2 separate regions of the Homo sapiens genome follow, and region 2 is linked to region 1. A link is a loop called in an ENCODE intact Hi-C map of the cell type or tissue named here. Cell type or tissue: B cell. All regions are shown on one strand. Links, peaks and the distances in the headings refer to the core of each region. The heading gives the core; the rest is flanking DNA. Region 1 holds the start of SYCP2L (synaptonemal complex protein 2 like). Region 2 holds the start of LOC107986564 (a long non-coding RNA gene).

Region 1 (10,586 bases), core at 1,427-9,426:
TCCCTTTTACCTGCTTAAAACTCTGCCATTACCAGGCGCAGGGCTCACGCCTGTAATCCCAGCACTTTAGGAGGCCAAGGCAAGAGGATCGCTTAAGCCCAGAAGTTTGACATCAGCCTGGGCAATATATTGAGACCCAGTCTCTACAAAAAATGAAAAACTAGCCAGGTGTGGTGGTTCATGGCTGTAGTCACAGCTACTCAGAAGGCTGAGGCAGGAGGATCACTTGAGCCCAGGAGGTCAAGGCTGCAGTAAGCCATGATTGTACCACTGCACTCCAGCTGGGGTAACAGAGTGAGATCCCGTTAAAACAAAACAAAACTTTGCCATGGCTTCCTCTGCATTAAAAATAAACCCAAAATCCTTTGCTTTAGTCCGCAGAACGTGGCATGATCTGATCTCTGACAGTCTGACCTCCTTGCTAATGAGTCCTAGGATAAGTCAAGCTCTTCCTTGCCTCGGGGCCTTTGAACTGGCTGTTCTAGGCCTGGGCTACTTCACCCCACCACTTTCCACATGGCTGGTTCCACTCAGATCACAGCTTAAGCATCACTTTTTCAGGTAGATCTTCCAGGACCACCTTATCTTACGTAGACCAGGTGCCTCCTCAACATTCCCAATTATTCCCCATCTCATTACCCTGTTCTTTTTCTTCCTGCTTCTTTGGCTCTCTGCCAGTCTATAAGCTCCATAAAGGCAGACGTTGTTTCTAGTTTGTTCAGTATCATCTATCTGCATTTAGGGCACAAGATATCTGCACAGGGCACAAGATAGTTTAGACTAGGATATTGGTAAGATAGCTAATGGTAAATTGACTAGATATAGTAATAAATTGGACATGAGAGATTAGGGAAGGAGAAGTAAAGATTTCTCTGCTTCTGATTTGAGCAACTGGAGGAACAAGTTTGCTAATGACCCAGGGAACACAGAACTAGAAAGAATACATACACTCATATACACATACACACACACACACACACACACACACACACACACACACACACACACACACAGAGAGAGATTATAAAAGAAACTTGATCTTTACCCAGAAAGCATCATCCTGGGCCTTCCCAGTCCTGTCTTCCTTAATAGGCTGCAAAGCATCTTTGTTTTTCTGTGTGGAATAAAAACATGTTTTTAAACAATTTTTATTTCAAAGAAATGCATTTCAAGTTTTAAACACAAAGCAAAAAAAAAAAAAAAAAAAATTAAAGGTTTGTATTGTTTTCCTGAACAGAAATTTTTGTTTGCTCATATTATAGGTCTAAGTAAAATAGTACTTAGAAAAAAGAGAAAAACTTTATCCAACCTTCTTTAGCATGGTCTAAGACAAATACAGTACAAACTATCAGAAGAAGCAAAGCAAACATCATTTGAATAAATAATCACACAAAATAAACAAACTCTATAATGATGATTATAAAGTAGAAGTAAAAAGGCTTTGAACTAATAAACCATTTTCAGAATGAGAGCTTGTAAAATAAAGTTAAATAAAAGTGTCTTTAAGGCATCATAGTACCTGACTTCAAAATATACTACAAAGTTATAGGAACAAAACAGCATGGTACTGGCATAAAAACAGACACATATGTAGACCAATGGAACAGAATAGATAAACCCAAAATAAATCTACTTTTTTATAGCCAACTGATTTTTGACAAAGGTGTCAAGAACATTCATGGGGAAAAGACAGTCTCTTCAATAACTGGTGCTGGGAAAACTGGATATTTATATGTGGAAGAATGAAACCAGATCCCATGTCTCACCATATACAAAAATCAACTCAAAATAAACTAAAAGCTTACACTTAAGATCCCAAACTACTAGAATAAAATATAGGGGAAACACTTTAGGACATTGGTCTGGGCAAAGATTTTATGGAGAAAACCTCAAAATCACAGGCAATGAAAGCAAAAATAGACAAATGAAATTATACAGACCAAAAAGCTTCTTACAGAAAGGGAAATAATAGAGTGAAGAGACAACCAGCAGAATGGGAGAATATATTTGCAAACTATGCATCCAACAAGCCATTAATATCTAGAATATACAGGGAACTCAAACACCTCAACAGCAAAATAACCAATCCAATTAAAAATGGGTAAATAAGCTAAATAGACATCTCTCCAAAGAAGACATACAAATGACCAACAGGTATATGAAAAAATACTCAACATCACTAATCATTGGAAAATGCAAATCAAAACCAAAATGAGATATTATCTTACCCCAGTTAGAATGGCCATTATCAAGACAAAAAACAACAAATGCTGGCAAGGATATGGAAAAAGAGGAACTCTTGTACACTGTTGGTAGGAATGTAAATTAGTATAGACAATATGGAAAACAGTATGGAGGTTCCTCAAAAAACTATCATAAATCCAGCAATTCCACTCCTGGAGATATATCCAAAAGAAAAGAAATCAGTATGTCAAAGGCATATCTGCACTCCCATGTTTACTGCAGCGCTATTCATAATAGCCAAGATATGGAATCAACTTAAGTGTCCATCAGTGGATGAATGGATAAAGAAAATGTGGTATATTCACACAGTGGAATACTTTTCAGCCAGAAAAAAGAACAAAATCCTGTCATTCATGGTAACATGCATGAGCCTGAAGGACATTATGCTAAATGAAATAAGCGGGGCACAGACAGACACACTGCATGTTCTTGATCACATGTAGAGGCTAAAAAAGCTGATCTCGGCCGGGTGCGGTGGCTCATGCCTGTAATCCCAGCACTTTGGGTGGCCGAGGTGGGTGGATCACCTGAGGTCAGGAGTTGGAGACCAGCCTGGCCAACATGACAAAACCCTGTCTCTACTAAAAATAGAAAATTATCCGGGCAGGGTGGCGCATGCCTGTAATCCCAGCTACGGGGGAGGCTGAAGCAAGAGAATCGCTTGAACCCGGGACGCGGAGGTTGCAATGAGCTAAGGTTGCACTATTGCACTCCAGCTGGGGAAGCAAGAGTGAAACTCCATCTCAAAAAAAAAAAAAAAAAAAAAGGCTGATCTCATAGAAGTAGAGAGAATAGTGGTCACTAGAAAAGAGGAAGTGAGATAGGCAGAGGTTAGTTAATGAACACAAAATTACAGCTAGCTGGAAGGAGTAAGTTCTAGAGTAAGATAGTACTGCAAGGTGACTATAATGTACAACTTATTGTATATTTTCAAATAGCTATACGAGTAGATTTTGAACATTCCCAACACAAAGAAATAAATATTTGAGGTGATGGATATGCATAATTACCCTGATTTGATCATTACACACTGTATACACATATGGAAATATCACACTACACCCAATTAACATGTGCAATTACTATGTGTCAATTAATATATGTGTCAATTAAAAATAAATGATAAAGGCAAAGAAAAAGAACCATTGTGTTAGTGGATAATTGAGTAGAGGCAAAAGTGAGATAGGAGGAACAGCTAAAGCTACAATTAAAATTGGGTGTTAGGCCAGGCGCAGTGGCTCACGCCTGTAATCCCAGCACTTTGGGAGGCCAAGGCGGGCATATCATGAGGTCAGGAGTTCGAGACCAGCCTGTCCAATATGGTGAAACCCGTCTCTACTAAAAAATACAAAAATTAGCTGGGCGCAGTGGCACGTGACTGTAGACCCAGCTACTCGTGAGGCTGAGGAAGGAGAATCACTCGAACCCAGGAGGTGGAGGTTGCAGTGAGCCGAGATCCAGCCACTGCGCTCCAGCCTGGGTGACAGAGTGAGACTCCGTATCAAAAAAAAAAGGGTGTTAATTCATAGCATAAACTGACATCAAATAAACACTATGCTACGTATCTATAATTTCTAAGTTTTGTCAACAAATTCTGAATTAGTGGGAAATACTTCCCATCCCAAAGAAAATATTCCCGGGAGCCTTTATGTTAAGCTTCTTTACCTCTTTTCTCTATAGACACGGCCCTATCTCTCCTTCAGTTCAATTCGTATGCAGAGATGCTCTGCTTATTTTTATTTCTACCTCCTTTCAACCTTCTCTGGCCTTGGTGGTCAGTACTTTGCAAATTCCAAAGAAATGCTTCCTGTTTCTGGAATTTCTGGAGCCACTCTAGTACACAGAAAGGTATCCCCCTTCTGTGAAGATCATGTGGCAGCTTTTGTGGGTAGGAACCTGACAGGAAAATCAGAAAGTGGGATGGTTTAGGCAGAAAAGATCGTTAGATTCTCTGAGATTCAGTCTCCTCATTTAAAAAACATGATGATAGCCGGGCGCTGTGGCTCACGCCTGTAATCCCAGCACTTTGGGAGGCCGAAGCGGGCAGATCATGAGGTCAAGAGACAGAGACCATCCTGGCCAACATGGTGAAACCCCGTCTCTACTAGAAATACAAAAATTACCCTGGCGTGGTGGCGCGCGCCTGTAGTCTCAGCTACTCGGGAGGCTGAGGTAGGAGAATCGCTTGAACCCGGGAGGCAGAGGTTGCAGTGAGCCAAGATCACGCCACTGCACTCCAGCCTGGGCGACAGAATGAGACTCCGTCTCAAAAAAAAAAAAAAAAAAAAAAAAAAAAAAAAAAAAAAAAAAAAAAAAGATGGTAACACCTATATGGAAGGATTGGAGTGAGGACTGACTGACAGAATGTCTGTAATGTTCTTAGCATAGTGCCTGGGCACATAAAAATGGCTCAGTGAATGGCAGCTTTCAATGTAACAGGGATGGAGAGGGTGAGGAGGTTATGCTTAAGTGCTCTGAATTTAAGCGTAGCTTGATGTTAGAAAGGTTTCTGTCCCAAATCTGTTTCCCCATGGCTGGGAAGATGGCGCCAGATGACAGATGGATTTTATGGAGAACAAGAGTGAGTTCCTGGATCTAGGCAAGCAGTTACCCCTGGCTATCAGAATCACCTGGCGTCCTCACTAACAAACTAACAAACTACCGGCCCACCGTAGACCAATTACATCAGAATTTCTACCACCAGGAACCCAGGCAGAAGAATGTTAGAAACACGCCCCAGGTGGTTTTTGTTTGTTGTTTTTGGCGTCCCTGGGTGGGCTCAAACTTCATGTGTTTTTTTTTATTATTTATTGATAAGTAATAATTGTAGCTTTATCTTAGGGGCTGTCCTTTGTCGTTCGGTTAAATGAAGTCCCAGCACTTGGGGTTGCTTAACACTTCTGCACTTTCTACGCAGCAAGGTGGAAAGAGGGCTGGAAAACCGGCTAGGAAAATACGCAAAGCAACTAGAAAAGAACTATCTCATTGCTTTCCGAACACGAATTCTCCGGTTCCCCTTTCCCTGAGCGCTATTTAGCTAGGGATCCGAGGTTTCTATTCTGCCTGGTCTCCCCGCAGGCTGCCAATACACTCCGAGCAAACCCAAGGAGGTGGCGGGGGACTATGCCCAGCACCCGGTCTCTGAGCGAACACCTCAAGGCGGCAGAACCTGAGCCCCAGGGACCCCGCGCCCTCGCGCGCCCTAGCACTGTGGACAGAAGGTCCGGGCCCTTCGGGGGTCACTCACCGCTTGCATAACGAGGCTTCTTCGTTCCTGAAGCGACGCGCCGCTCAGCTTTGTTGCGCTCGGTCGGCCCTCTCCTGCTTCCCCGCCCAAGAGCCCCGCCCGCTGGGGGCGCTGCCGAAAGAGCCCTGGTGGCGGACCGCTCTTCGAGTCGAGTCTTCTTCCGCAACTGTAATTGACGAATCCGCCCCCTGAAGTTTACTAGAGCTCTGTGTTTTGAGACTCAAGAAGCGCGTGCAAGTAACTAGCGCACACAGGCCAAACCACCTGGGCGCACGCACTCACCCTTTAAGAGAAAGCCAGCACTCAAAGGATGTGAACTACGTCATTTAAACGTTCCTTATTTGCGAAATTCCAAACAGATAGGCGTTCGCTTTGTGGTAGCTGTTCCAAGTTTTTGCCCCGCCTTAAAAAGCCAGAGGGGCGGCCAGGCGCGGTGGCTCACGCCTGTAATCCCAGCACTTTGGGTGGCCGAGGCTGGTGGATCACTTGAGGTCAGGAGTTCAAGACCAGTCTGGTCAACATGGTGAAACCTTGTCTCTACTAAAAATACAAAAAATTAGCCGGGCGCGGTGCACGTGCCTGTAATCCTAGCTGTTGGGGAGGCTGAGGCAGGAGAATCACTTGAACCCGGGAGGCGGAGGTTGCAGTGAGCGGAGATCTCGCCACTGCACTCCAGCCTGGGGGACAGAGTGAGACTCCGTCTCAAAAAAAAAACAGCCAGAGGAGCAGTTTTTGGTCCATTGATGTGTGCAGACAGAAGCCGAACCCTTTCCTATGGTAACCAGACTTGTACCCGATATTATTAATACATTCCTGATTTCACACACACACAAAGTGTGTTTGGTGGTTGTTTTTTAAGTACCGTGGTGGGGAGGAAGGGGAATTTTTTTTTTTAATCAAAGCAAATAGTTTTGTTTTTGTTTTTGTTTTTTTGTTTCTTTGTTTGCCTATTTCCTTTAACCTGACAAGTATGCGTACCAATGGCTAGGCTGATTCGGATAGGTGGCCAGTTGTGTGAACACGGTGGCAAAATTAAATTGGACTAGAGTTTTCCACAAAAAACAAAAAAAAGACCCCTCCAATCCAAACATCCTTTGTGTAAAAATCAACTTGTATTATAACTAGACCTGTGAGTATTTCAAGTCATAATATGTACGGAAGATATTTGTCTACACCAAAGCAAAACATAACAAAACCAGAACCCCTGTTAGCCCAGGACTTGCACACATTTCTAGTCCGTTCAAAACAATGTTTATGTCAAAGCCTGTCATATCAATTTCCTGGAAAGTATAATGTAAACATTCTTACATTAATTTACCTATTTTAATCTAAACCAAGGAAATTCAAACGCAAGTTTTTTTCCTTTTCAATGAATGGACTTTTGTAATATTAAACTAGTAATCAAGACAGGAACAGCTGTGAGTATAAGCTATTGTGAGTCAATACAAATATAATACCAGGGCAAGAAAGAAACAATGAATAATAAGAAGCAATAAACAAAATACTACAGTTTAAATGAATTTTAAGAGAATATTTAAAAATTAGAGTTTTCATAATATTAGATAGAAAACTTAATCATCTATTATTTTCAGGCTTTGGGGGAAAACATGTCCTTCCAAAGTCTATGGTGCAATGCATTCAAATCTTTAAGAGAAATTAAAAATAACAGAATAGGCAAAATACCTTTTATCTGGTTTTTTTTTTACTTTGATTAGCTTCTTTTACTAACATGTTTTGTCTTAATATAATTTATGGCAACTTGAAATGCATACTCTAATTCTTCTCAAACTAAATATAGTAGAGGCTCTATGACATTTCTTTGGATACCAGAATCCCTTTAGAAATTAATTGATTTGCCTTTTACATAAAAAAGTTTTATTTATTTATGTTTTTGACGGGTCAGGTCTCTCTAGGAACATTCCAAAAGCACAGAGACAAGAACTATTCTAGCACTGCAATAAGACCAAAAATTAATTTCTATGCATTTTCAGAGGTAACTTTAAATCACCATTTTAAAGTTATTTTTAGAACATTTGAAAGGATAAGTTATCTTAGACTACAACATTTAATGAAATACTATAATTAAAATGGATAATCAATAAATTTTCATTCAATTTTGGAAGACAAAACAACACGAAAAGCAACTGAATCAACAGGAGTTTCGGGGACCTTTGGCAGACAGTTAATAAGATGAAAAATCTGTGAATGAAACTCGTGGGTGAAGAGTAGACAGATCTCTTCGTTCCCAGCTAGACCTCAGTGGCGACCATTTGAGAGTGATTTTAATCAGAAACCTTGACTGACAGGACCTTTTAGGAGGGGAGAACTTCGGGAGAAAGGAGGCTGGGAATGAACAAATCACTTTCTTCTGCTAGGACCCTTCGGCTTTGACTGGGAGGAGGACCCCAGCTAGAAGATAAAGGAGGAAAAAATCGCGAGGAACTGCTCGAAGTTGGCCTTTCTTCCCAACAGAGTTCGCTGGTCCGCTGCCACTGGCAGGCTTCTCTGACCGACTGGGATACTTTTTCTTTCTTCTTTCCTTTTCTTTTTTTTTTCTTTTTCTTTTCTTTCTCCTTCCTTGCTTCCTTCCTCTCTCTCTCTCTCTTTCTTTCTGTCTTTCTTTCCTTCCTTTTTTTTTTTTTTTTTTTTGAGACAGGGTCTCGTTCTGTCGCCCAGGCTCGGCGCTATCTCAGGTTACTGCAACCACTGCCTCCTGGATTCAAGCGATCCTCCCGCCTCAGCCTCCCAAGTAGCTGGGACTACAGGCACACGCCACCATGCCCGGCTTTTTTTTTTTTTTTTTTTTTCGAAGAGACAGGGTTTCGCCATGTTGCCCAGTCTGGTCTTGCACTCCTGGGCTCAAGCGATCCTCCCGTCTCGGCCTCCCAAAGTGCTGGGATTACAGGCATGAGCCACTGCGCCCAATCGCGGGATGGACTTTTCTAAGCAAGCCTCACTGTGCCTTTGGCGCGGGAAGTAAAAGGACAGGGAGCGTGGACCACCCTTAGCTTCCTGATGTGGTTTCGCTCTTCCTTTATCCGCCTTTTGCCAACCGAAGGCACTAATCCTGCAAGAGGCGTTGGCATGGGCGCCCTCCTGGCCGAGTCCCGGGCAGCACCCGTCCGTGCGCTCAGCACGGGCTTTGCGGTGCCAAGGCCTAGGGTGCGTCGCTTCCCGGGTCTGGAGGGTCATGGATTCGGTTCATCCTCCTCTATCAAGGGATCTGCCGTGAGGAGTTGGCTCCTCTTCTCTGGCTGGGGCTGGGAATGGAAGCGTGCAGCTGCAAAACAAGGACGCGGGCAATAAATTCCAGAAGCCCTTTCCCCTGGCCGCCAAGAATCCGGCCTTGGGGTAGTCAAAGAGTGACTTTAGTCACTTCAATCGGTTTTGTTTTGTTTTGTTTGTTTTTTGTTTTTTGTTTTTTTTATATATATATATACTGAGGGTCTCCATGTGCCGGAGTAGCCCTGGGCGAGTCGGCTGCTCAGATGATGAAGGTTTCGTCCCAGCCCCGGAGAACCCACATTGTCCTGCGCACCTCCGCACCACCGCGATTCTCTAGTCCTCCAAAGCCTCCCAAGACTGTAATGGAGTAAATTCAATTTCGTCGTGATATTTCCAAGACTATATCAGTGAAGTTTTTTTTTAAGAGTTGTGGGCCGGGCGCGGTGGCTCACGCCTTTAATCCCAGCACTTTGAGAGGCCGAGACAGGAGGATCACGAAGTCAAAAAATCGAGACCATCCTGGCCAACTTGGTAAAACCCTGTCTCTACTAACAATACAAAATTAGCTGGTCGCGATGGCGCGCCTGTAGTTCCAGCTACTCGGGAGGCTGAGGCAGGAGAATCGTTTGAACCTGGGAGGCGGAGGTTGCAGTGAGCCGAGATTGCGCCACTGCACTCCAGCCGGGAAGACAGAGTGAGACTCCGTCTCAAAAAAAAAAAAAAAAAAAAAGATTTGTGTTCGGGTGGGTGGCAACTGAGAGCTCGCCGAACCACAACCTCTTATTTAACAGATAAACAGATAAGGAAGCTGAGACCCAGAGGGAGCCAAAGCAGTGGAGAAAGCGAGTTCTTTGGGACTTTTCCCCTCTCCCCTTTCCCTCCTTCCCCAGGCTCCCACCTACCCCAGGCTCCCACCTACCCCGGGCTCATTTCCGCCCCCCACCTCCTCCAGGTTCACTTTGTAGGACTCCGTTCCTGCAGGGCCAGGTCCCTCCGAAGTCCCCGGGAGCGTGAAGGCGCCTGGGCTCGCGAGCATACGCGGAGGCTTGGCGCACCCTGGCACGTCCCAAACAGCAGAGCCAAGACTGCGAGACACTCACAATAGTTAGGGGAAGAGCCGGCAGTGGAGGCCCAAAATGGGCTGACCCCTAACTAGGAGGCGTGGGCGCGGTTATTCAGGCTAGGGCGCACGCGGACGGCAGAGGGGCCCACGCACGGTTCCCATGCTCTCCTGGAATTGAGTGTTGGCTCTCAGGGGACTTTGCTGGAAAGCCTCCATCTAAGCCCCTTTCCGAAATCAGGGAAGCTGGACGCGTTTAGAAAAAAGAAAAAAAATAGGCCGGTCGCGGTTGCTCACGCCTGTAATCCCAGCACTTTGGGAGGCCCAGGCGGGCAGATCGTCAGGAGTTCAAGACCAGCTTGGTCAGGGTTTCGCATGGCTAAAACCTGTCTCTACTAAAAATACAAAAATTAGCCAGGGTGGTGGCACGGACCTGTATTCCCAGCTACTCGGGAGGTTGAGGCAGGAGAATCGCTTGAACCTGGGAGGCAGAGGTTGCAGTTAGCTGAGATGGCGCCACTGCACTCTAGCCTGGGCAACAGAGTGAGACAAAAAAGAAGAAAAGAAAAGAAGAAAATAATAAGGTTTTAAACTTAAAGGATACATTCCTACTTACCCTCTCCACCCCCACCCTCTGGCTGCAGTTTCCATTTGCTTCCAGGGCTGAGTTTAACCTCCACCTCCGTTCCTGGGACTGTGGTGGAGGGGGCGACCGGCCCCTGGAGCGTGGGCGCTAGCGAGGTAGGCGAGACAGGGCGGAGCCCCCCGGAGGTATATCTTTATAAAGGAGGGGGCAGCTGCCAGAGGTCG
Region 2 (10,586 bases), core at 1,148-9,147, 460 kb after region 1:
GTTCTGGGATACATGTGCAGAACGTGCAGGTTTGTTACATAGGTATACAGGTCTGGCACTAGTATTTTGTTGCCACAAAATATCAAGCATGTATCCAAACTGCTCAAGACACATTAAAGACACAGGTAATCTGTAGGCATATTCAGGCTTGTAGTTTGCATTTTTTGGTTTTCTTGTGGCTTTCAGTGCAAGTTGAGGTAATTCATGGGAAACAGTCACCAAAGAAGTGCCAGTATTAGAAATCCAAGAGCCATTTCTCTAGCTTCTTCCAGAATCAAGACTTTAGAGGTAATTTCTATCAACACTGGACATTTCCTGTCTGCAATTAACAATGAACACATAGCATTATGTTTAATTGCAACCTGTTTAAAGCAGATTGGATGCTAAGGTTTAAGAACACTCTTCAGTCAAAAAGGTCTTTTAATCAGGTTTTTAATCTTGAGCACAATCTAGGACACAGCATCATAGACTAACTCATTCGAGAATAGGTGTTGTCATCTAATCCTAACCACCCCCACCACCAACAAGCTGAATAGCTCTGGGCTCAGTATATACATTTGTACTGGGCTCAGTACACACACCTAAGCTGGGTTCAGTATATGCCACTTTATAGTGAGAGGCATTTTGTAATGAGAGCTCTGGGTTCACTATATACATTTGTACTGGGCTCAGTACACACATCTAAGCTGGGTTCAGTATATGCCACTTTATAGTGAGGGCCATTTTGTAATGAGAGCTCTAAGGCTCTAAAATTCTGTGTTTCTGCTAGTTTCTTCCTCAAGATAAAACTGTGGAACTCATAGTGAATTCCCTCTCTTTGGGCAGTTTGAGCCAGGCCGCTATTTAATCACAACATCACAAGTCAGATTTTTCCTACCTAGTGTTGGCAGTGGAACACACCAGAACTGCTAAGGCCAAGGAAATCCCATTTTTTGAAGAGGCTTTCCTTTGTTAGCTTCTCTTTCTAGTAGTAAAGGTAAAAGAAAAATAGATGTTAAAGATATAAATATCTTAGGGGGTTTTTATTGGTATAAATATTTGTACACAAAAAGAATATGTAATGTAAACTGGATATGTATTTTTTACATTTTACTTAACCTGAATTTTACACAATCTTTGCTTGAATGCTCCAACAATGAAAGGAGAAAATATGTATTTAAACAATTTTTAAGTATTTATTCTTTATTCAGGACACTTGAGTTTCATTCAAGCTATAGTTTTAAAATGTAAAAATGCTGAGAAATTAAAAGCAGTCAAATGCTTTTGTCTGAGTCTTTGTTCAAGGAAGTATCTTAGACAACTTTGCCTTAAAAGTTCTTGAGGCAAATGAAAACCAGTTTTTCAGAATTAGAAAGACCACAATTAACTTAGTATCCTATAACTTTGGTGTTTTAAAAAGTAATTCTCAAAGGGGTGAGTCAAGTCAGAAAGAGAACTGTGTGTGTAAATTGTCAGGTTTTGACGTTTGTTTCCAGCCATTTCCAGAGAGAAAACTTCATTTTTATTCTTCTCAGCAGCACATTTCAAAGGAAAATTGTACAATTCTTATATTCACAATATCACAGCTAAAATTATCTAGTATAAAGACTCTACGATTTACATCGTAAGATTCAGAAAGAGCACATTTTGAGTTTGAAAACAAATGAAGTGATATGTGCTACGTCAATTTTTTTAAAAAAACCTCATATACTTGATCAGGCCTTATTAAATTGTCAACTTAAGTTTCTAATGCAACTTCCTGTGTTGACATAAATACAGAAAAAACAATACCATTTGAAGAGTGCCTCCCCAGGGTTCCAGAGCCTGGAACAATTTAATAAAACAATTAAGTACTGTGTTATTGGGGGTGGGGGGGGGGGAGGAATGAGCTTTTAAAACCAAACCAAAACAAAACCAAACCTCTCCAGACTGAGAATCTTTGAGTTTTGAACATGTGATTGGAAATCCAGAGGTAGCCTGCCTGTCATTTTGAGATCCTTGATAAGTAACCTTGCACAGCCTCAAGAGACTCATGGGCACGGCACTTTTACTGGAGAGCTCTCTTTTCAGCAACACGTGCAAAAGTGGTAAGGTTCCATTATTAAGACATTGCCAGCGATTAAAACATGGAAATCTGACAAGTTTTAACAGCAATCGAAGTGTATTCTTTTCAAGTGTGTGGTTTTGAGAAAAAGCAGTGGAGTCTGGAGTCTGCAGGTCCCGTCGGGCACATCAAGAGGATGTGCTTCCTTTAGGAAGGCAGGAAAGGCAAAGAGAGTGTCTCCACTTTAAAAAACATGGCCTTACCTCATATTGCAAAATTAAAGTGACAAATCCTGGAGAAAATCTCAGAGCACGCATTACAACCAGTCCCGCCATTAGTCAACTAAGACAAACTGAAAGTAAACGGAGCCTTGTCCGAGTCTATCCGCGACCCTGGGCCCCTCCAGGCAGTGGGAAAACCGGGCGGACACTTCCGGGCCTGCACAAAGGGAACCAGGACCGAGCCCTGGAGACTAGCTGGGGCTTTGCGTGGCAGAAAGTTTCGAGGCTTCCGGCCCAGACTTTCAGGAGACTTGCATCCATTTAGGAGACTCTCTGTCTCCACCAGCCTCTAAATTCTGAATGGGAATAAACTCAATCGGCTCTCCACCCCCCTGCCCGCCCGGGTTTGGCGCCAGGGCGCCCTCCCGGCAGAGGCCCGAGCGCAGCGTGAACCGCCAGCCCGGCTGGGGCGCCCTACACTCGGCACTGCAGTCCCCGCCTCCCGCCGCAGCCCAAGGGGGCAGGCCTCGGAGCCACCCAGCTGGGCCACCCGGGAACTGGCTGAGTCCGCAGAGCAAAGGGGCGGCGGCGGCGCCGAAAGCTGGAGCGCGCTGCGAGCCAGCGGCCACCGCACCGCCGGGAAGCGACGCCCACCTGTTTGCTCAGATATTGCCATTTCCAGGCCATGACACCTGCACCCTGAATGGTGACTAGCCTTCTCACCCGAGGCAAGGCCGAGCCCCGGGGCACACATCCTCGGGTTGACTACGTGGCCAGAGGGTCAGCGGCCCAGACCTCCAGCTGCGTGCAGAGCAGCGAGCCCAAGGCGCGCTCGCTTGGCTGTGGTGCCTGAGGCTGGGGCTGCTGCAGCTCCCCGAGGCCCGCTCCAGGAAAAGACATCCGAGCCTCTCCACCTAGCCACTCAGGGACCTTTACGTACAAATGTAGGACACTTGCCTCTCTGGTGGGGAAAATGTTGGAGAGGGTGCTGCCATTGGGTGCGCGCCTGGTCAGCGAACTTAATCTAGCGAGTTTGGGATGGGGAAGTAGGATGGAGAGGAGAGCGAAATTTCACTCCCTCTAATTTAGCAGGAGGAAGTCCATGATCGAGGATTCCTGGCTTTTCGGACTTGAGATTCAAAGAACAAGTCCCAGGCGCATGGGCTTAGCGAACGAGACTGAGACGTTAAAGTAGCGCGCTAGGAGTTGGGAAGGGAGGAAAGAAAAGACAGAAGACGGGAAACGAGAAGAAGAATCGCAGAGGTGGAGTGGAGTTATGCCCAGTCCAGAGTAAACTTTATTCTAACCTAGAGGCTGTCTTGATTTCTAAGATGTAGAGACACCCTATGCCGTGCTTCTAAACCAGTGTCCCGGGCAAACGGTCAACGCCGCCAAGAGATGTCGCGAAACGCTGAGTTATTAGGCTCTTGCTTAGCAGTGCTGTTGGACTTGTTCTTAAGTTGGCTAATTCGAATGCAGAGCGGTTTGAGACGTTTAGCTTTGCATACCTAGGGCTGAGACACGCCCTGTTTTTCAAAAGGGGGACTGATAAAGCCGGGGTCTCAAGTTTTTCACAAGGCCAAAGATGAGGAGTGGCTGCAGTTTAGAAAGTCAATCCCAAAACTCTGCTACAGATCGAGGCAGACTTTCCCTAAATGGTTCCCAAATCTGGGTTTTACTCCCAGATATTCTGATTTCTTTGTTGTGTTGAGCCGCTCAGGCATCGCGACTTTACAACCCTCCAGCTGACTCTAATACACAGCAAAGTTTGAAGGTCACTGCCCTAAGTCACCCATTACCCCCAGGAAAGGTTTTTTGGAGAAGGAGCAAGGACCTTCTTCCATTTAGCTCTTGGCGATTGTGCCAGCTTTGGAACTAGCTCCCCAGTCATTGAAAAGTACAATCCCTCACCTTACAGGTTTTTTGTTTGTTTGTTTGTTTTTTGCACAGTGACACAGCAAAACATTGACTCTCCACTGGCATCAGACATACAGGAATTATGAAGGATGAAACCATCTCCCCCAGGCCTTCAATAAGTGCAAGTGGTAAGTTAGCATTGAGAATTCTGCCTGCCATGTACAAGGTAAACTGGTAGCTCTTTCAGCCACCCTGACTCAGGATATCCCATTAGGAACCAAAGTACTCTCTCAGGGCTAGTGATTGCAGACTTTTCAAGCTGGTGTTAAAGAAACTGAGAGTCTCAAATTCAGGCTGGATCACACACACCTGCATCCAGACTCCCCCCAAAATGGATCTGCTACATTAGGAATGGCTGCAGAAGAAGCCTCGCTGGTGTCTAGAATGTCCAGGAGTGGCGCTGGGGAACTGGGGGGATGGTATTGGATGTCCAGGATCGCTCATATACAAACCTAAAACCTGGTTATATTAAGTGGTGAATTACTGATAACAAGACTAGCAAAATAGCCCCTTTTCAGCAGACATGGAGGGGAGGATAGTTCTCTTGACCTTTCCTAAAGGTAACTCCAGAGGCAGAGGCACCACATAGGACCACCCCCACCCCATCCCCGCCAGGCACCCAGCTGTGCTTGGATTTGGCTGCCTAAAGCGTTTATCACCTCACTCTACACAAGGCAGGACCTGGAAAGAGATAACCCCCTGGTGGCTGGGTCGGGTCAGGATCACTTATAACTTCCTAGGCTTTCATCCTCTCTCTCTTATTTCTGCACCATTTATTTGCAGTGAGAACTGCTTGACGCTTCTTTAACGTCCATCTCTCCAAGAACAAGTGCATAACATGGGAGGGGGGAGGCAAGGGATTGGAGGGAGCAAAACCACTGGTCAGGAATTCCCTGCACACTCCAGATGCTGAGATGCGAAAGGGGACCTTACAGTCTTCAAGAACTGGCTTTTTCACTCCCCCCACCCCCAACACTTTTTGCTGATCTATTTTGGGGGCCCTTGGGAGTATCTTCGAAGGCGCTAGGAAAGTAAACATTGGAGCGGGGTCTGCAGATGTGCCTATTCCAAAGATCCAAGAGAGCCATTCTGCACTCTTGCCAGCCCTGGACGGGCATCCCTGTCACACCCCAGCTTCACAGCTCATGGTACTCTCGGTCTTTCCAGGCCGGTTGGGACACCACGCGTTCCAGCGATTTACTCTGCAGAAGAGTTGGGAGAATCCCCCTTTCCTCCATCCCCCCTCCCCCAACACACACACACACACACACACACACACACACACACACACACAGCAGTTCTCCACAAGGGTTTCCCTCCAGGGCAGATTACTTTATGACAGGGTGTGATAAGTGGTGATTTTGTTCCTCTTTTGATGGCAGGATTGCTTTGTAAACAGAAGTGCAAACTCGTTCCGATAGTGGTTCCGCACCAGTGCTCGGCAGCCGCCCTGGCACAGCGGGCAGTAGAGACAGCTGCTGCACCTGTCGCCTAAGGCCGAGAGGGCCGGGAGGCCGCTCCTGGAGGGGGCGCACTGACCGGTGATGCGCTCCTCCAGTCTCCAGGGCATCTTTAGCTTCTCGGCCTCTGGGCTTCCCAGCTTGCTGCACACCTCGGGCCTGTACCCACTGCTGTCAGTTGAAAGCGTGCATTCTGGAAAGCCACAGTGGGACATCCCTAATGCACACCCTTCCTTCTTCACCTTCTCCCTGGACACCTTTGCTAAGAGATTTGGCTAATTTCTTCTCCTGTGGTTGCTGGTAATTCTCCTGGTAATTCCTTTGCCCTAATCCAATTGGAGAGTCATGCCACTCAGTTTCCCTCACCTTTTCCTTTGAGTAGCCCAATTCTCCTTCTTCCTGGCCCTGACCCTGAGGGCAAGTTTACCACGCCAAGGGGGACCAAGAAGGAAACAAAGTTTAAATTAGGTTTGCTCTGCCAAGGGCAGGGAATAGCAGCCACTGTGGGAGACAGGGGAAGAGGAAAGACGTGAAGCCAGAGGTCACTCCACCTGCCCAGGGATCTTCAACTCCCCAGCGGAAAAGCAAAGCCGAGGTCATCACCCGAATGAACCCATTGCTCAGACTTGGGTCCAGATATCCAAGTTCATTTAGAGAACGTTGGGTGAAATCGCTAGGGGTATGGTGCCTGATGGTAAGTGAAGGAGTGGAGTGAAAATGAGGCTCAAGCAGGGCTTAACCCTAACTCAGAGATTACTCCCTCAGAAACTTTGGGGCTGATGGCGCTGGGAGGAGGGTTGTTGGCGGAGAATGGGTTCCACCGCAGTTTCTGACACCACAGGCCTCAGAGAGCCTGAGCTCAGCATTACCTGAAGCTGGGAGCTCCGCTCAACCCAACACCAGGTCATCCCGCCCCTCACCGCAGCTCAGGCTTCCCTCATTGAGTGGGGCACAGAAAAGTTTGCGACACGGCTCAGTGTCCCAGGCCCTGTTAGCTAGTGAACCTGCTTCGTGGTGGCAGCGCCAGGAGTGGCTGCGGAACTCCCGCGGCTCTCCCTCTCCTATCCCAGGGGGAGAAGCGGGGTGCCGCGGGTCTCTGTTTCAAAAGAGACCCGAGGCCGCACTTTCCGAGGCCTCTTGGGAACGGAGGTGGGTCGCCAAGTGCAGTTAGTGGCCTTGGGCCTGCCCGCACTGAGAGCAGCTGGCTCTCCGGAATGGTTGTCTGGAACCCGGAGAGCGGATGAAGCTGGGAGGCATCCCCCATCCCCCGCCAATCGTGGCACCCCCGAGGTGCCACGGGGCGCAGTCTCGCTGGTGCGGAGCTGCGGAGGAGGTCGGGGTGGGGAAAGGCTCTGAGCGGTGCAGCAGGTGTTTGAGGAGCCAGGGAAGGACGCAAATCTGGCAGGACTGGGGTTCTGAGGAGGAAATCGCGGGAGGTGCAGATGACCAGCTCCTGGCTGCTGCGTGTCTAAGAAGGGCAATGCAGTTTACATCATCTTAAATTGAACAGGTCTTGGGCGCTGTGAACTCATCTTGGACGTGGGGCGGTGTAGACCGTCCTGGACAAGGCTCAGCAGCCTTTCTTGAGAGCGCATTGTTGGCCAGGCGCTGTGCTAAGCGTTTTGCGCACATTCTCCTATTGAATTCCCACCAATTAGCCACTTTACAAACCAGGAAACAGGAGTTCAGACAAGGTCGGTAACTTCCCCAGGATCACACAGCCCCTACATGTATATATCGGAGCTGAATGCAGACCCCAAGTGACCTCACTGCAAAGCTAAATTCTAGCTCCCGCATTTCACCTCCCTCCGCCTCTCTCCCACATCATCCGCCCGCTAGGATGTGCACAGATGCCGACGGTCCTCTCTCCTAAGGCCTGGCTGGGGTGCTTCGCTTCCAGCTCACCCTGTCCATTCCCACCCAACCCTATGCGGCGCCTTAGCTTCGCGCTTAACCCCGCTCTCAGCTCTGCCTCCCGCTCTCCGCACGCTCAGGTCCCCCACCCCAAAAGTACTGAGGGTGGAGACGGCGCTCCCTACGCCCCACCCTGGCCCTGGGACACGTCTGCCAGCCCCTCCTAGGCTCGGCCCGGCCCGTCCGGCTGGGCCCGAGGTCGCCTCCAGCCAGAGTTTCCTCCGAGCTGGCGAGGCGAAGCGGTGGCAGGCTGAAACCGCCGCTCACTTTTAAGAGAGCACAGCGACCCCCGCCTGAATCCCGGAGAGCTGCAGGTGCGCCCTTCGTGCGTGTCTTCCACTCTGAAAAGTTAGTCACCGCCCTATTTCCACCGTCTGGAAAAAGCCAGGGAAGATGCACTTAGGAGTTAAAAACTTCATCTAATTTATTTAAATTCTCAGCAAAACAAAACAAACCAAAAAAACTACCCACAGAAACCCCCAGCCTTGACCAAGATTCTAAGGCAGGTCCCAGAAAGTTTTAAATCAACTAAAGGATGGGCATTGGGATGAAAGTCCTGTAGCCCAGGGATGAATAAAATGCGGAACCGATAAGGGGACTCCAGGGAGAGGCACCTCCACCCCACCCCTGGGAAGGCCGAGAGGTGCAAAGCCGCCTGGACAGGGCCCAGGGGTCGGAGGCTCTCGGGCACGGTTAGAAAGGGGAGGTTTTGGTGCCTGGGGGACAGGTCTCTGCTCCACAGCGTGGAGCTGACCTTTTACACATATTTGCCTGACATGTCAGAGAAGACGATTTAAAACTGGTTCTTTGTTCGTCTCCAAGTCCCGGCGACAGCAGCCCGGGAGGGTAACTGGGCCTGGCCCAGGCGTCCCAGGCCTAGACCCAGGACAATTCGATCTCATAGCCGCGGAATGGGACTGGCACCGTCTCTGGGAGAGTGTGGCCCGAGGCCAATCTCCTCACCCTCACCTCCCTCCTGGCCAGGTGCGGCTCCGGGAGCCCCAAATCCCGTGGCTTCTTTTAAAGCTCCCCTCTAATTAGAAGCAGCGGTGAAATCACTTCAGTGATTTTATCTGTCATGGGAAAGCAAACCCTAAACCAAACCTCAGTTGCCCATCCCAGAGCCACCAACGCCCCCATTCTTCCTTTAAAAAGTTCTAAATGGAAAAGATAAAGCGCTGGAAGCCATAGAGGAGTGGGAGAGGGGAAGGGAACTGTGAAAGTAGGAAGAAGGGGGTGGACCTTTGTACAGAAGTGCTAAGTCTGAGTGTGTAAGAGAGAGTGTGTGTGAGTGTGTGTATGTATGTGTAGAGTTTCTCTCTTTCTCTCTACGATGGGAGGAGACTAAACCTAGAAGCCAGAAGTGACACAGAATCATGAACGTCTTCACCTATTGAGCAACAGTTTCATGTGGAATCTAACGCTGAAGTGGCCCCGGGGTTGGCAGAGTCAGATCCGCTAAGGCCAGCCGTGCCCTGCACCTCGTGGGCGGGTGGGGAGGCGGGGACGGCGACCTGTCCCCACTGTGTCCAGGTGCGCGGGGATCATGGGGTCTGGACGCTTCTAGCAGTCTAGCCCTTCCCCAACCCCCGACCCCCACCCGGGAGTGGAGACTCCCCCAGTTCGAAAGTTCCGAGGGGAGGCTAGCCATGGGTCGAGCTTGTCGATGCCCCACCACTGGAGTGCGAAAACACACTCACACTCGCATCGCACCCAGCACATCCAGCAGTCAGTCAGCTTCGGTTCCCGGGCCAGGGACTGACCGGGAAAGCGGGTTGGGGCTGTTGGGAAAAGCTGGAGCTGATGGCAAGATTGCCGCGGCTATAAATCCATCACTTCCCAGGTCAGCTCTGTGCGGCGCTGGGACTGCAGCTGGCGGAGTGAATTCCTGGGCCAGCGCGCATGCGTCGGCAGGTAGCAACCCAGCTCTTTATGACCAGGTGAGATGTTGGTGAGCAGGTAAAAAAGGAGGATTTGCCTAAGCGATTCCAGGGAGCTGGCCCGACCGAGCCCTCCAGCCCATGCCCGGCGGGGACCAGTCGCCAGGAGCGCAGAGCCGCGATGTCCATACTTGCCAAAATGGGGGACTGGCAGGTACGGGGGGTTTGCCTTGGCTGGGGTTGAGGTGGGCAGGGGTGGAGTAGGGGAGGGGGCCGGAGCGGGGAGGAGGAGAGGAAGCGCCGTGGCCCAGGGCAGGGGAGTCGTAGGTGAGGCGCGCCTGGCAGCGCCCAGGAGAGCTCCCAGGAGACAGCGAAGACAGGAAAAACGGGCGCAGGCAGCGACTGCGGTGCTGGGCGCAAAGCGCGCAGCCCGCGGGGCCCGGCGCCGGGGAAGTCCGGCGCACGCTCCACAGGTGGCCTGGTGGGTCACTTGTGGTTTGTGCTGTGGCCGTTTCCCCCACCCCCCTCCCACCTCAAGTAGAAACTTGGGAGGATGACTAATTCGGAAGGGGGGAGGGAGAAGGCCTGGGGTTGTGGTGCGCGGCGGTGAAGGTTTTCAGCCTGCTGCGCCTGCGGCCTCGCCCTAGACCCCAGGGTTGAGTGTTGGACAGGTTCTGGTGCACCTGTCTCTCTTGGTACCCCCAGATTTCGGGAGATCTAGGATGTGTGAAGAATGGAAAGGGGTCCAGATGGCTGGGTCGCGGAGGCAGCGTGTTTCTGTAGGAGATACAAAGTTTGCCCGAAGTTTAGCTAGCAACTCACTCCACTTCCTGAAATGGGTTTTTGCCGCCTGGGCTACGGATGAGGGAGTGTGAGAATGGTGGGTGAGGAGGCAGGGGGGTGGTGAATTTGCCAAAACCAACGCCTGTGGAACTTGGCCCTGCTAGGCCGCGGACACCACAAGGCATCCAAGGCTTGGCTCCTGTCCTTCCTGAGCCCCGGATTCCGACCCTGGCCAAGGAAGCATTTGTCCAGCTCTCTCCTTCCAACTTCCAGACACTTTCCCTTCGGGAAACAGAGCGGCTCTGGCCAGGATGGTGGCGGTAAAAGGCTCTGCCTGTCGCCGATTTCATCATCAGAACCGCGAGGCCCTGTTTTCGCCCCAACCAAG

Evidence for each region. Peaks named below come from ENCODE experiments on the same cell type or tissue, not always from the same donor. Only the 100,000 strongest peaks of a DNase experiment are listed, where the experiment ranks them.
Region 2: a loop joins it to region 1, with 8 times the contacts of the local background. A loop is called at or near these places in 2 of 110 quality-filtered maps.

Annotation. Positions count from the first base shown.
Region 1 is chr6:10,882,041-10,892,626 of GRCh38, reverse strand. It overlaps SYCP2L (synaptonemal complex protein 2 like), which reads right to left and starts at 5,575. Exons shown (of 30, transcript NM_001040274.3): 1 at 5,492-5,575; 2 at 1,046-1,114. The coding sequence starts at 5,500. It overlaps GCM2 (glial cells missing transcription factor 2), which reads left to right and starts at 10,586. Exons shown (of 5, transcript NM_004752.4): 1 at 10,586. RefSeq lists an enhancer at 5,640-6,408 and a silencer at 10,397-10,586. In B cell, for the core only: a CTCF peak has its summit at 5,566 (motif pointing right); DNase peaks (open chromatin) are centred at 3,056, 5,636, 8,502 and 9,061; H3K4me3 peaks cover 1,453 bases; H3K27me3 peaks cover 4,380 bases.
Region 2 is chr6:10,418,461-10,429,046 of GRCh38, reverse strand. It overlaps LINC00518 (long intergenic non-protein coding RNA 518), which reads left to right. Exons shown (of 3, transcript NR_027793.1): 3 at 1-1,262. LOC107986564 (a long non-coding RNA gene) reads right to left here and starts at 2,619. Exons shown (of 2, transcript XR_001743960.1): 1 at 2,287-2,619; 2 at 766-964. It also overlaps a transcript of TFAP2A not described here. RefSeq lists a silencer at 2,634-2,903 and an enhancer at 9,482-10,139. In B cell, for the core only: no CTCF peak of the experiment used is centred there; DNase peaks (open chromatin) are centred at 3,136, 5,596, 7,246, 8,848 and 2 weaker places; H3K4me3 peaks cover 1,307 bases; H3K27me3 peaks cover 7,420 bases.